Regions from separate parts of the Homo sapiens genome. Here regions 2 and 3 are each linked to region 1. Evidence: chromatin contacts called from ENCODE Hi-C or POLR2A ChIA-PET data. All regions are on one chromosome and are shown on one strand. The core of a region is the stretch at or near the end of the contact, and the rest is flanking DNA. Distances in the headings are between cores, read along the strand shown.

Region 1 (4,000 bases), core at 110-2,609:
GCTTTGACTGTGTGTGTGTGTGTGTGTGTGTGTGTGTGTGTGTGTGTGTCCGCGCGCGCGTGTGTGTTGGGGGATCGGGGGAGGGTTAGTTATATATTTCGATTCTCTCCACCGAGTCCCGGATCACGCAGACCACCAGGGGCTGGAGAGTGCAGCACTGGAGAAACCCTCCTTCTCCCTCGCCCCCTTGGCCCCAGCGGTGGGTGCTCTGGGGCTGCAGCTCCCGACCCGCGGCGGTGGAGTCCCGAGATTGGGGTGAGCGCGTGCGTGCGTATGTGCACGCGGGCGCGCGCCGAGTGGATAACGCGCTTCCCTGCTAGCCCCCAAACCCGGCGGACACTCACAGCACCAGAAGCACAACACGCCCTGGCCCAGGTGGCACACATATGCCGACATGCATCCAGCACACACAACACAGCAGTCAGTCTCCCCAAACAGCACCCGCTACCAACCCAGCATGCTCACGATCCAACTGTACCCACCTGCCCAGGCATCTCTCTCTGCCCCTCCCCACCCGGCGGCACCCTCCTGTAGACACCCACTCTGCCAGATCTGCCCCCCCAACACTGCATACACAATGTACACTTTCCGGGGCACCCTCACCCCACTTCTCCTGGCACTAAATCCACAGGAAGGCGGTTCATATGAATGATCTTGAGAAATAACTTAACCCCGTTACTCACAATCAGGGATCCTCTTAGGGGCATCCCAAGCCCCCCAACCTCTACCTCCCATGTCTCGGCTGCCCGCTAAGGGGGAAGGGCAGGAGGCTCACCCCATTACTCACCGTTTCCTCTCGGCCTCCCGAGCGGAGTGGGCAAGGGAGGGGGGTGAGGAAGGTACGCGATGCCCCCGCCGCCCGGCGCCTCACCGGTCGCAGCGGCTCATCGCCCCCGCGGGCTGCCCGCCGGCCGCAGCCGCGTCCGGGGCATGTCAGTCCGCCGCCGCCGCCCTCCCGCCGGGGTTCGTGGGCTCGCAGCTGTCAGGGAGCTGCGGGGCAGCGCATCTGGAGCGCGGGGTCTGGGAGGGAGGGTGTCTGGGGCCAGGGCGAGGGGCCCCGGGAGGGGTCCTTCCGCACGGATTTCAGAAAGAGGGAAACCCCGACCCAGAGCGGTGACTGGAATCTACGCCCGGGAGAGGCCCGGAGTCCCGGCCGCGGGCGGCGGGGGATTCCTGCAGGAAGGGGCAGGAAGGCAAGCAGCCCGGCGCGCCCTGGCGGCTCCGAGGGACCTGGGCTCGGGCTTGCGGTCGCGTCGCCTGGGCTTTCCCTGGGCTGGGAGCGCGCCGGGTCTCCGCCTTGCACGCTGTCACCGCGGGAGACGTCTCGGCCTCGCCGCGCGCAGAGGGGACGCGCGGAGAGGCTGGTTTCTGGGCGAGCGGAGAGCTTTGCCCATTAAGCTGCCGGAAGAAGCCAAATCAAAAAGCCAATCTCCAAGCCTCCAAACGGAACGTCACCCTATCAGCTGGGAGACAGCGCCGCACTGACTGACAAGCCGCGCATATTTATCCTCGCGCGCGGAGGGGAGACTCTCAGAACGCTCCTCGACCAGCAGCGAGGAAGTCGAGCCCGCATCCCGCATCCCGCATCCCGCATCCAGAGCCCCCGAGGGACGAATTCAGATCCAACCCCTGCCCCGCGGCCACCCACCCTAGTCGTTGGAGCCTGGCGCCCGCGCCTCCCGGCCGGCAGCACGTCAAAACGGCGGCGCGTCCTGACCTGGATTCCGCCGAGTTGGGAGCTCCAGGCAGCAGGCGGGCGCGCGGCACCGGCTTTCCCCTTGTCCTCAGGAGACGCTGCCTGCAATTCCGAAATTAAGTCTCCACCAAACACATCTGTGGTTTTTAAATATAGCAGGGAACTATTACCCAGGCAGGGTCCACCCAGGCCTAGGGGAGGAGTTGAGGGGGATGGAGATTGGCAGCGGAGGGAAAAGAAAACTCCTTTTTTCCCCCTCTTTTTTTCTTCTCTTCTTGGTGCAGAACCCAGCCTGTCATTTTCTCAACCCAAGTCAAACAACAGTTTGTGAGAGACGCTTGGGTGAGCTCTGGTATGTTGGCTTTTCGGGTTTCTAAAGCTAAAAATAAGAGGGGGCTGCCTCCCAAATTGCTGCTTACTCTGGGCCTGGAGGCTGGAAGAGAGCTGGTCCTTTGATGCAGCAGCGGGACTAGGGCTTGGGGCTTGGCTCAGGCGAAGTGTACACACGTAGCCTTAAATCAGATGCCTGTAATTTCTGCTATATTTGTCAGGCTTGGTCCTAGAGGCATGCGGGGTGGGCAAGCCACTCCTAAGAATGGGGTTTCAAGCCCTCAGCTTATCGGTGGCATTAGGCAGATCTAAAATGAGCCTGGTGGCTGGCCTTCTGTAGCGACACCAGTGCAGAAAAGTCAGAATGTAAGGGCAGGAAGTTGTTCTCTTTCAGGCCTCTCTGCTGCCTGAGGCTAAGTGTGAGGGGCCAACAAATGATAATAATACTTACCAAATAGCAGCACCTTTTAAGGGCCAGGAGTGGTGCTAGTGAATTTGATTGTATTACCTCATGCCATCCTACTAAAACTCTGTGAGCTAGGTACAATTACCAACTCCATTTTTTTGTTGAGGAAATTGAGCCTTAGGTTAAATAACCATCCCAAGGCCACGTGCAGCAGAGCCAAGGATTGAAATAAAATGCAACCAACCGGAGTTGTGCTGAGACGTCAACAGTGTGTGTGACTCCTGAGATCCCTGGCTCCTTTGCCCGGCTGCTCTGGAGCAAGGCTTGGTTCAAACAGATTAAGGGGGTGTAGAGACTAGGGAATCTCTAAGCCTGAGATGGCAGGAGGTCTTTGCTGGTCCTTTGACTCAGTGTTCCGTTAGCAAGCTGTGTGGTGGTTTCTGGCCTGAGTCCGGAGTCAGAATCCTGGATGTGCTCAGTAGGAGCAGTAGGAGTGCTTTCAGACCCCTGAACCTTTATGGGTCTTGAATTTCATTTAAAGTTAGGGCTGGGACTGACTTTGAAAGGTTTCAATAGCTTCTAAAGTTGTGGGATCTCAGGATATGTCAGTTACTGGGACTTACCTTGTGTCTGCTCCCGTGGAGAGTCACAATGCTGAGTCTACACATTGAGAGTCTACAGTAGAGACAAAGAGATGGCTAATGGGCACCTAAATTGATAGAGTTTTTAGGTAGGGCAATTTTGAAAGATACATCAAATTCCTTAAAAACGTGAATGCCTGTGACCCAGTAATTTTACTGGAAGAAATTTATTCTATGGCAATCATTAAGGATATGCTCAAATATTTAGTTACAAGGATATTCATGGTAGTGTTTTTAAGAGTGAAAAATTGGAAACATCTTAATTTTCCAACACAACAAATTGGTGAAGTAAACATGTTTTGTTGACATAATGCTGTATTCTACCACTGTAAAAATACAGATGCAGCATTCTGTGTACTGGTGTGGAAAGGTTTTTATAATATATCGTAGACAGAGAGAAAAAAAACCCCAGAACACAGTGTAACACAGCATGTGCGGGGGTGGCGGGGTGGGGATGAATGCCCTGGCAGCATAAAAACCCCAAAATGGTAGTGGTTATCTCTTGGTGGTGGGATTTCTGGTGATTTTGTTTCTCTTTGTATCAATCAACTTTATTGAGGTGTAATTTACATACAACAACTCACCTTTTTTCTGATCTATGCTTTATGAAGGCATCAAAAGCAAGGTCTAGTGCACAGGCTAAATGACTATCTCAGTAGTGAGGAACATGAATCTGCAAAACTATCCCAGTAGTGAGGAACATGAATAATATTTCAAGATACCTGCAAAAACTAACTGATGATATTAAAATATCTGACATTTCTAATGGAGATAAAGTTACAGGTATCCAAACATCACTACTACTACTAAAAACTCACCTGTTTTAAGTGTATAGTTTGAAGAGTTTTTATACAAGTACATACATGTAGAGCAACAACCTCAGTCAAGACATAGAACATTTTCATCTCCCCCAGAAGTCCTCTCAGG
Region 2 (4,000 bases), core at 1,004-3,503, 700 kb after region 1:
TCTCAGAGACCTTATAGTGTAAAAGGGGAGAAAAAATATGTATACAATTAACTACGGCAAAATGTAGAAAACTGTTAGGTGTCACTAGATACAGTGCCACAGTAGATCAATGAAAGGAAGAGACCATTTCCAGCTGGGAAGGTTAGGGCCATTTTTTGTAAAGAAGATGGATTTTATGCTAGATCTTGGATGATCCTGAACTAGCACAGAGGAAATGAGCATTCCTGGCAGAGAAGAGCAGGAGAAAAGGCCGAGCAGAAAATCACAGAGAAAGGATGGGAAACAATTGGCTGGAAAATAAGGTTGGAACTTGAAAGGGTCAGTGAGGCCAGATAGTAATAGGATATAATTCCAGGTCGAGATCTTAGTCTGTGGGCAGTAGGTTGGGTTTTGAGTCAGGTATGAGCTGAGCAATAGAATGTGGTTTTGAAAGAAAGGAAGAGTATTCAAGACAGAGCACAGCAGGAGCAGATAGAAGAACCCAGGTGGCTGGTTTCTCTGACACAGGCAGGAAACATTCTTCTGCAATGGTGAGCCAGGCTGGATGATAGGGGAGACTCTACTTATGAGGCAGGAGGGTCTAGAATGAGGGACAGTTACCCAGAGTCTGGGAGCATCAAGCCACTCCTTCATGAGTCAGGCCCAGCAAGCTTGCTTATGAGCAGTGAGATTAGAAAACCCACGGGCAGAACCATGTGGACCGACAAGAAATAGGTGAGCGCCATATGTTTCCAGGGGCCAGACAGGTGAGCATCTGAGCAAAGACAGAAGCCAAAGCGGTGCAAACCTGGAAGGACAGGAGCAAGGCAGCTCAGGAGCTGACTGGGCAGTAGTATCGAAGGCCCAGATACAGTGTCCAGGCAAAGGGCCAAGAGCCCAGTCAAGGATGACAGCTGTATTGCGGAGATAAAGCGAAGAAAGCACAGGTTTCAGAGTCAAACAGACTCAGGTTTGAATCCAAGACTATCTTATCTGCTGTGTAAACTTGGGCAAGCCACTTAACCTCTCTGAGGCTTCTGTTTCCTTGGCTAAAAAGGAACATAATAATGTCTACCTCAAAGAGTTGTTATAAGGAGTATAAATAATATATGAAGAGTGCCTGGCACTTGGAGCACTCAATAAATGAGAGCTATTGTTATTATCAATATCACCCTCATTATTTATATTGAACTATAGAGATTGCTGTGGCTCAGGCTGAGAAATAAAGCAAGTGAGAGGAGTCTTTGCCAAGAACAGAGAAACCACCAGGAGGGGGAACGGGCCTCTGCAGAATTGATCACAAAAGCTCTCTGGCTTATGTATTACTCATTTGTCACTGTTGATTTATACATTCATTCTTATACTCAGTAATGCCAACACCATTGTCACCATTGCCATCATTCCCTCCAACAAAAATAAGAAGAACCTTAGATTTCTGTTAAAACAGTTCAACAGGCTGTGTTTTGCCCCTGGCACATCTCTTCATCTTTTCTGTGGATTGAGCTGCCATTGGTATTCAGGGATACCACCTGCCCCGAGTTGCTGACAACCATCTCCATGGTTTCTGGCCAGATCTCATTAGCTAAGTGAGGTCAAGCCCAGTGAGGTTAAATACCGACAAGGGAGAGGGTCGGGGGATACACAGATGGTTACAGGCATTGGGATGGAATGGCATGGCTGACCCAGCCTTGTGTTAGGTAGAAAACCAAGGTCACAACCTTTTGCAGTCTCTGAGGAGCTGCGTGACAACATATTTAATCAGAGGATGCCAGCCACAGTGATCCTGCAAGTTTCCAACTGATACAGTTTACCTGCTCCCTCTACATTCAATTGATGCTATTACTGCCCAATCCAATAATAAGCAACAATTTATTAAGCCCTTACTGTTTGCCAGGCTAACGACAGGCCAAAATGCAGGGCTAAAGCACTTTACATACTGTCCCATTTAATCCTCACCACAACTCTATAAAGTCAGTACTATTACCTGCTCCATTTTACCGATTAATAGAAGTTCAGAGAGGTTAAGTAACTTGTCTAAGTCCGCATAGCTAGTAAAACTGTAGAGCCAGCTTGGGAACATGGGTTTTGCTGATTCCAGATCTCCAGCTCTGCATTAAAATGCTAACTGGTGCTTCTCACACTTTAATGTGTATATAAGTCACCAGGCGATTTGTTAAAATGAAGGTTTTGATTCAGTAGATCCAGATGGGACCTGAGATGCTGCATTTCTTAGGCCACATGTATGCTGTCGGGCCGTGGGTTATAATTTGAATCACAAGAGACTTGTCTGATAGATTTGGTTCACAGTGGTTGGCAGGTTTCTCTTTGAAGGAGGTTGGGTTTTGGTCTTAGGGTTAGGCTAAGAGGCTTTAAAACCATTCAGGAAGTGTGGATTTTAGTTCTATGCTGCATACTAAATCATCATAAATTTATCCCCTTAAAACAACTCCCCATTCATTACTTTACAGGTTTTCCCCCAGAACTGGGAAGGGTGTGACTCCACTGATCTCCTCACAGGGCTAAATCAAGATGTCAGCTGGGCAGTGTTCTTATCTGGAGCTCAAGGGCCTTGTGGAAGCTCATTCTGGTTGTCACAGATTCAGTTTCTTGCGGTTGGGGGACTGAGGTCCCTGTTTCCTGGCTGGCTGTCAGCTGGGGGCCACTCTCAGTTCCTAGAAACTGCCGCATTTCTTACCACTTGGTCCTTTTATCTTCATAGTCAGCAATAGAGAATCTCCCCTTTGTTGAATTCTTCTCATGCTTCAAACCTCTTTGATTTTTTTCTGTCTTTGACCTCCAGACTCAGAGTTAAAGGGCTCGTGCTATTAGATCAAGCCCACCCAGACAATCTCCCTATCTTGGGACCTTAATTACATCTGCAAAATCCCTTCACAGCAGAATCTAGGTTGCTGTTTGATTGAGTAAGTGGGAGAAGGCTCACAGATCCCAGAGGCAGGAAACCTTAGGGGCTTAGAATTCTGCCTACCACAAAGTGTTTTGGTTTTCCTGGATGAGCTGCATTGTTGATTGATCAATGTTTTTAGAGTCATCGAAATTGAGACTATATAAGCTTTCTCATTTCTGCTTTCATTTCTACTCTCTTGCTGTAAGCCTCTCCTTTGGTATGAAATTACCAACAATGATTTCAAAATAAAAATGGACTGTCAACTTCCAGCAAATTGAGCTTAGCCCTTTTTCTCATTTATTGTATAAACTGAAAGTGTAAAACAGGAATTGATACATAGATCATTTGGGGTTTTTCACTGACTCATTAGCAATGTCCAGGAATAAGTCTCCAGATGCAGAGATGTTTATAGAAGGCAGTACTTCTTACTCAAGGAACTCTAAGTGCTCACGGATGATGTGAGCCAACAGACAGTGCCTGCACTTTGAAGAAGGAGGGTTTGTGATATCTTGACGTCAAAGATCTGACTGAAATCTTTGGAATCAAGCCCATCTTTTCTGATTTCTAGCCTATTTTCCTTCCAATGGCACTGTCCTAAGGTTGTACAGCTTAGAAAATGTTAACCCAGTATTGTTTTCTTTACTTGCATGTGAGAGAAGAGAAGTCAAAGTCAAAAGCAGGCAGCTGGAAACCTCCAGGGGAAGGGATTCCCAGGGGTCCTTTATATTCCTTTCTCCCCAAGCAAAGCAGAGAGAGAAGCAGCACACATACCCTGTGGATTCTGGGTTTGGAAAGCATAGTTGTGTTGTTCATCTGGGCTGCTATAACAAAATACTATACACTGAATGGCTCATAAACCACAGAAATGTATTTCTCACAGTTCTGGTGGCTTGGAAGTCCAAAATCAAGGTGCCAGCAGATTTTGTGTCTGGTGAGAGCCTGTTACCTGGTTCATAGATGGCTGTCTTCACATGGCAGAAGGGACAAAGGACCTCTCTGGGATCTCTTTTAAAAGGGTGCTAATCCCATACATGAGGGCTACATCTCATCGCCTCCCAAAAGTCTCACCTCCAAATACCATCATGAGGAGAATTAGGTTTCAACATATAAATCTGG
Region 3 (4,000 bases), core at 459-2,958, 620 kb after region 1:
GATGGCAATTTAACTCCCTTGAAAAAAAAAGAAGATTTCATTATAGGGTATGAAATATGGGGCTCCTGGAAAATTGACGGAAACCAGGACACTGGGAGAAAGGCCCTGGGAGGGACCCCTGAGCATGGTCCCCCTGAGATTTGACCAGTTCCAAAGATAGGCAAGGATCTAGAATGAGAAGAAAGAAGAAAATGTATTTCCCAAACAGCCTCACTGTCAAAGGACTGGGATTCAGCCACTGTACCTTGCAATCCTGATCTCCCATGGGGGAACGACATACTTTTTCCTCTCTAATCATCACTTGTCTCACCCCCACTCTCAACACACACATCCCTCTTAGCACATTAATCAGTGAGACTCCTAAAGGTACAACTTCTGAGATATAAGAAATAGGATCCAAGAAATCAACCCGACATTTTACAGGCAACTGAGCCTTGAGTTCACACATGCTTCCGGGACTTGTGAGCCAGCTCAGCCCTGCGGAGACACCCCCATCTCTTTGAAAGCAAATGCCTTTAGGAGGCGGGGACAGGCGTTAGAAGAGGTGGTGGCAAGGTCCCTGATTTGGGGACTAAGGCTAGGACACTAACCACCATCTTGCCATAAACACTTCCAGATTGGGAATGGGGGGCGGCGGGGGGGTGGGTAAGAGAAGGGACTGGGAAACTGGCAAATTCTCAGACTGGGACTTCAGGATGTGGAAATCGGGAGCCACTGCTGAGGTGGCCAACTGAAGGTGAAGAAGCCCAAGCGTCTGAAGTGCGGGCAGGGCCTGAGGCGTCTCGAGCTTATCCAGCAAGCAAAGCCCGGGCAGCCTAAGCGCGCGCCACCCACACCCAGGTCAATCGTCCTCCCCACCCCCCGCCCTCATCCCAGCCCTCGCGCAGTGCTCCCCCCTTCCCCGACCGCCCCCCAGGCCTCCGTCATTCCCCCTCCCCGCCCGGCCCCGCCTTCGCCTTACACTGAATGGGCGGGTAGCAACTGGGGTCCTCGCCGCCGGGCTGGCAGCGGCTGGAGAAGGCGCTGCGCGGGGTCACGTAGTTGCTGGGGAAGATGCCCACCCGCTGGTTCAGCTGCCCGGTCCACCAGCCCTCGTCGCCGGACACCTGCGAGTCCTTGGACAGCACCTCCACCACGTCGCCCAGCCGCAGGGTCAGCTCGTCCTCGCCCGCCGCCTCGTACTCGAACACGGCCGTCCAGTAGGGCAGCGGCGCGTCGCAGCCCAGCTCCCCGGGGCCCACCGCCGCCGCCGCCTCCTCCTCCTCCTCCTCCTCCTCCTCGGCCCCGGCCCCTGCTCCATCCTCCCCCGGCGGGGCGGCAGCGGCGGCGCTCGCTAGGCAGCCGAGAAGCGCTCTGGAGGGCTCCATGGAGCGGCCGATCCATAGGGTGCGGGGCCGCCGCCGCCCGCAGGAGCCGCCGCCGCCTATTGTTCATGCGCCTCCGCAGAGCTGGGAGGACCCCCCCCCAACGACGGCGGCCGCAGGTAGGGCCCGGGCTGGCAGGGCTGGGAGAGCCGGCTCGCCGGCGCTGTTACCGCGGTACGAGAAGAGCGCCGAGCGCGAGCTCTTCGCGCAGCCTAGGGGCGCAGCGGGCCGAGTCCCCGCCTGCCCGCTCGCCCCCCCGGGGGCGGCCTCGTCACCTCTGCCGCCGGTACCTGCTCGCGCAGCCGGTGCCCGCCGCTGCCAGCCGGCCGCCGCTCTCCTCTCCGCGCCGTGCCGTGCCCCGCCCCCCGCACCGCCAGCTCGCCGGGACCACCTGACGCGGGCCTGGCTCCGCCCCAGCCCTGCGGACCCCAGGGGGCTCCGCCCCACGCCCGCCCCGCCCCGCGCCCGCTGCCTTCCCATTGGCTGCGGCCGCCCAGTCCCCGGTTCCTCCGCCGTGGTTGGGGCAGCCTAGCTGGCCGTCTCGCAGGTCCCTCTCACCCCCTGCGCCGCCGTCGCACCGTGCCCTCCCCCATTGCGGGCTCTGTCATTCTCAAACCCAGGTCGACCCACTCTTCCCGCCCACTGGCCCGCCGCAGCTCCCTCCATTGGCTCGCGGCACCTGTCCGTTTCCTGGGAGAGTTCAGCACCTCCCGGCAGGAAGAGGCTCCGGCCTCATTGGGTGCGTGAGAAGGGAAGGGTGGATCCTAAAAGGTAATACTGAGCCTTCATTCAAACTAAAAGGCTGGAAGGGAGGCAGCTGCCTTTGTTTGCCATGGATGGGTAGGGGCTGCACTGAGCAGCACCGGTGTTCTTCATCCGGCTGCACCCCCAACAGAGCTCTTTCTTCCCCAGATCCCTTTTACAGTTGGATTCTCCCTCTTGGATCTGGCTCTGCCTTAGTCCGACCTAGAGGGATCAGCTTCGCCCACGCCCACTCTCACCCGGAACCTTTCATCTCTTATTGAAGCCTTTTAGGCCCATTGGGATGTTCATTAGAACTCTGAAAACTACAGTTCTCCCCTTTATGAGGACTGCACCACAGCTCGCCCTCTCCTGGGTTCCGGTAAGAAGAGATTCCAATACCACTCTTTTTTCAGAATTCAGAAAGGCAAGAGACCACCTTACTGAGCTTCAAACTGGGGCTGGGAACGCTGCCATGAATTGGGCTTGGTCTGTCTGAAGGGAGCCACCTTTTCGACAATCCTTAGACTTCTTTTGCCTGTTGGAATTACACCTTGGATCGTGGCGAAGTCTATAGAGGTCAGATTAAGAAGAACCAAAGCAGAATAAACGTAGAACCCGATGCTGAGTTCACGAGTGAGGACGACCTCTTCCTATATGCTTTGCTATACCCTGCGTTTTGAACATTAAGGACGAGATAGGAGGCCCATAATGTTTCTTCTTGCTTTAATCCTGTCGTGGCAACGTTGACTTCCAGTAAGAAAGGTTCTCTGATCTTTTTTTCTCTTTTCTTTTCTTTTCTTTTCTTTTCCTTTCTTTTCTTTTCTTTTCTTCCAGGGTCTCAGTTTGTTGTCCAGGCCAGAGTGCAGTGGCGCAATCTCGGCTCACTGCAGCCTCAACATCCTAGGCTCAAGCCATCCTCCCACCTCACCCTCCCGAGTAGCTGGAAGTACAGGCTCGTCTTGAACTCTGGGCTGAAGTCATCCACCTGCCTCGGCCTCCCAAAGTGCTAGGATTACAGGCCTTAGCCACCTCACCTAGTCCTCTGAAATTTCTAAATAAGCCAGTGCTGAAGGATCTAGCCCAACTTCTACCAAACTTTGTTACCTTTTCCCCTTCAGTGGTAGGAATAGACATGATTTATTTAGCAAGGGTGAGTGCTTTTGTTGAATTTTAGTTTGGGGTTTATTATTACACAAACTAAAGACAGCGGGGCAATTTGGAAAGATAACTAGGCAGCTGCATGACTTCAGGCAGGTGTCCTAACACTGTACTCTTAAAGTGAGGGGAGTGAACTGGAAGATATCCTGTGTCCTCATAGTTTGAACATTCTGTGGTTCGCTCATCAATATGACTACACTGTATAGTCATAGCACACATTTGAGGTCTTGAAGAAGAGAGATGAGGCTTGTTCTAAAAAGCATCCAGAGTAGGTCTTGAAAAAGGATTTCTGTTTAAGTAAAGACCTAAAACAATGCTCAGATTCCTATTATACATAGGATCCATGAACTGGAAAAGATATGGATGAGTCTGAGTAAATTATCTAGGTTTTGTTTTAGACAAAACCATTCCACTGTCAAGCAGCAGAGAGCAAGGGAGTGGGGATGGAGGTATATTGTGTTTTTTTAAAGGCCATAAGAAAATAATTGTCTTGATAAAATTTTAACTTAGGACTGGGTATGGTGGCTCGTGCCTGAAATCTCAGCAGTTTGGGAGGCTGAGGCAGGAGGATCACTTGAGCCCAGGAAGGAGACCAGCCTGAGCAACATGGCGAGACCCCTATCTCTACAAAAAATGTTAAAATTTGCCAGGCATGGTGGTGCAAGCCTGTAGTCCCAGCTGTTTGAGAGGCTGAGGCAGGAAGATTGCTTGAACCTAGGAGGTCAAGGCTGTAG

The links. A loop is a pair of places that touch in the nucleus more often than their neighbours do. ChIA-PET counts read pairs that join two places held with the same protein, here RNA polymerase II (POLR2A). Pooled maps may share reads with other maps.
Region 2: a pooled map shows a loop between it and region 1 (6-fold over the local background). The contact joins the enhancer-like site here to the promoter of SLC8A3 in region 1. A Hi-C loop is called at or near these places in 6 of 37 single-sample maps with no recorded cell type and 4 of 50 pooled maps.
Region 3: a loop to region 1 is called in a pooled map, with 7 times the contacts of the local background. The contact joins the promoter of MAP3K9 here to the promoter of SLC8A3 in region 1. A Hi-C loop is called at or near these places in 20 of 37 single-sample maps with no recorded cell type and 7 of 50 pooled maps. POLR2A ChIA-PET finds 5 or more read pairs at or near these places in 2 of 52 experiments (activated B cell and activated CD4-positive, alpha-beta T cell).

Annotation. Positions count from the first base shown.
Region 1 is chr14:70,187,592-70,191,591 of GRCh38, forward strand. It overlaps SLC8A3 (solute carrier family 8 member A3), which reads right to left and starts at 1,360. Exons shown (of 7, transcript NM_182932.3): 1 at 788-1,360. It also overlaps the pseudogene LOC646548. RefSeq lists silencers at 795-934, 1,005-1,334.
Region 2 is chr14:70,884,263-70,888,262 of GRCh38, forward strand. No RefSeq gene overlaps it. Among named protein-coding and RNA genes, the nearest start is that of PCNX1, 21 kb to the right of the region's middle. RefSeq lists an enhancer at 3,042-3,351. Within about 2 kb of position 2,254, at least 12 of the 41 ENCODE cell types and tissues checked have a DNase peak (open chromatin) inside an H3K27ac peak, as active enhancers do.
Region 3 is chr14:70,807,805-70,811,804 of GRCh38, forward strand. It overlaps MAP3K9 (mitogen-activated protein kinase kinase kinase 9), which reads right to left and starts at 1,709. Exons shown (of 12, transcript NM_001284230.2): 1 at 962-1,709. The coding sequence starts at 1,367. MAP3K9-DT (MAP3K9 divergent transcript) reads left to right here and starts at 980. Exons shown (of 2, transcript NR_184164.1): 1 at 980-1,483. RefSeq lists an enhancer at 271-330 and a silencer at 1,271-1,910.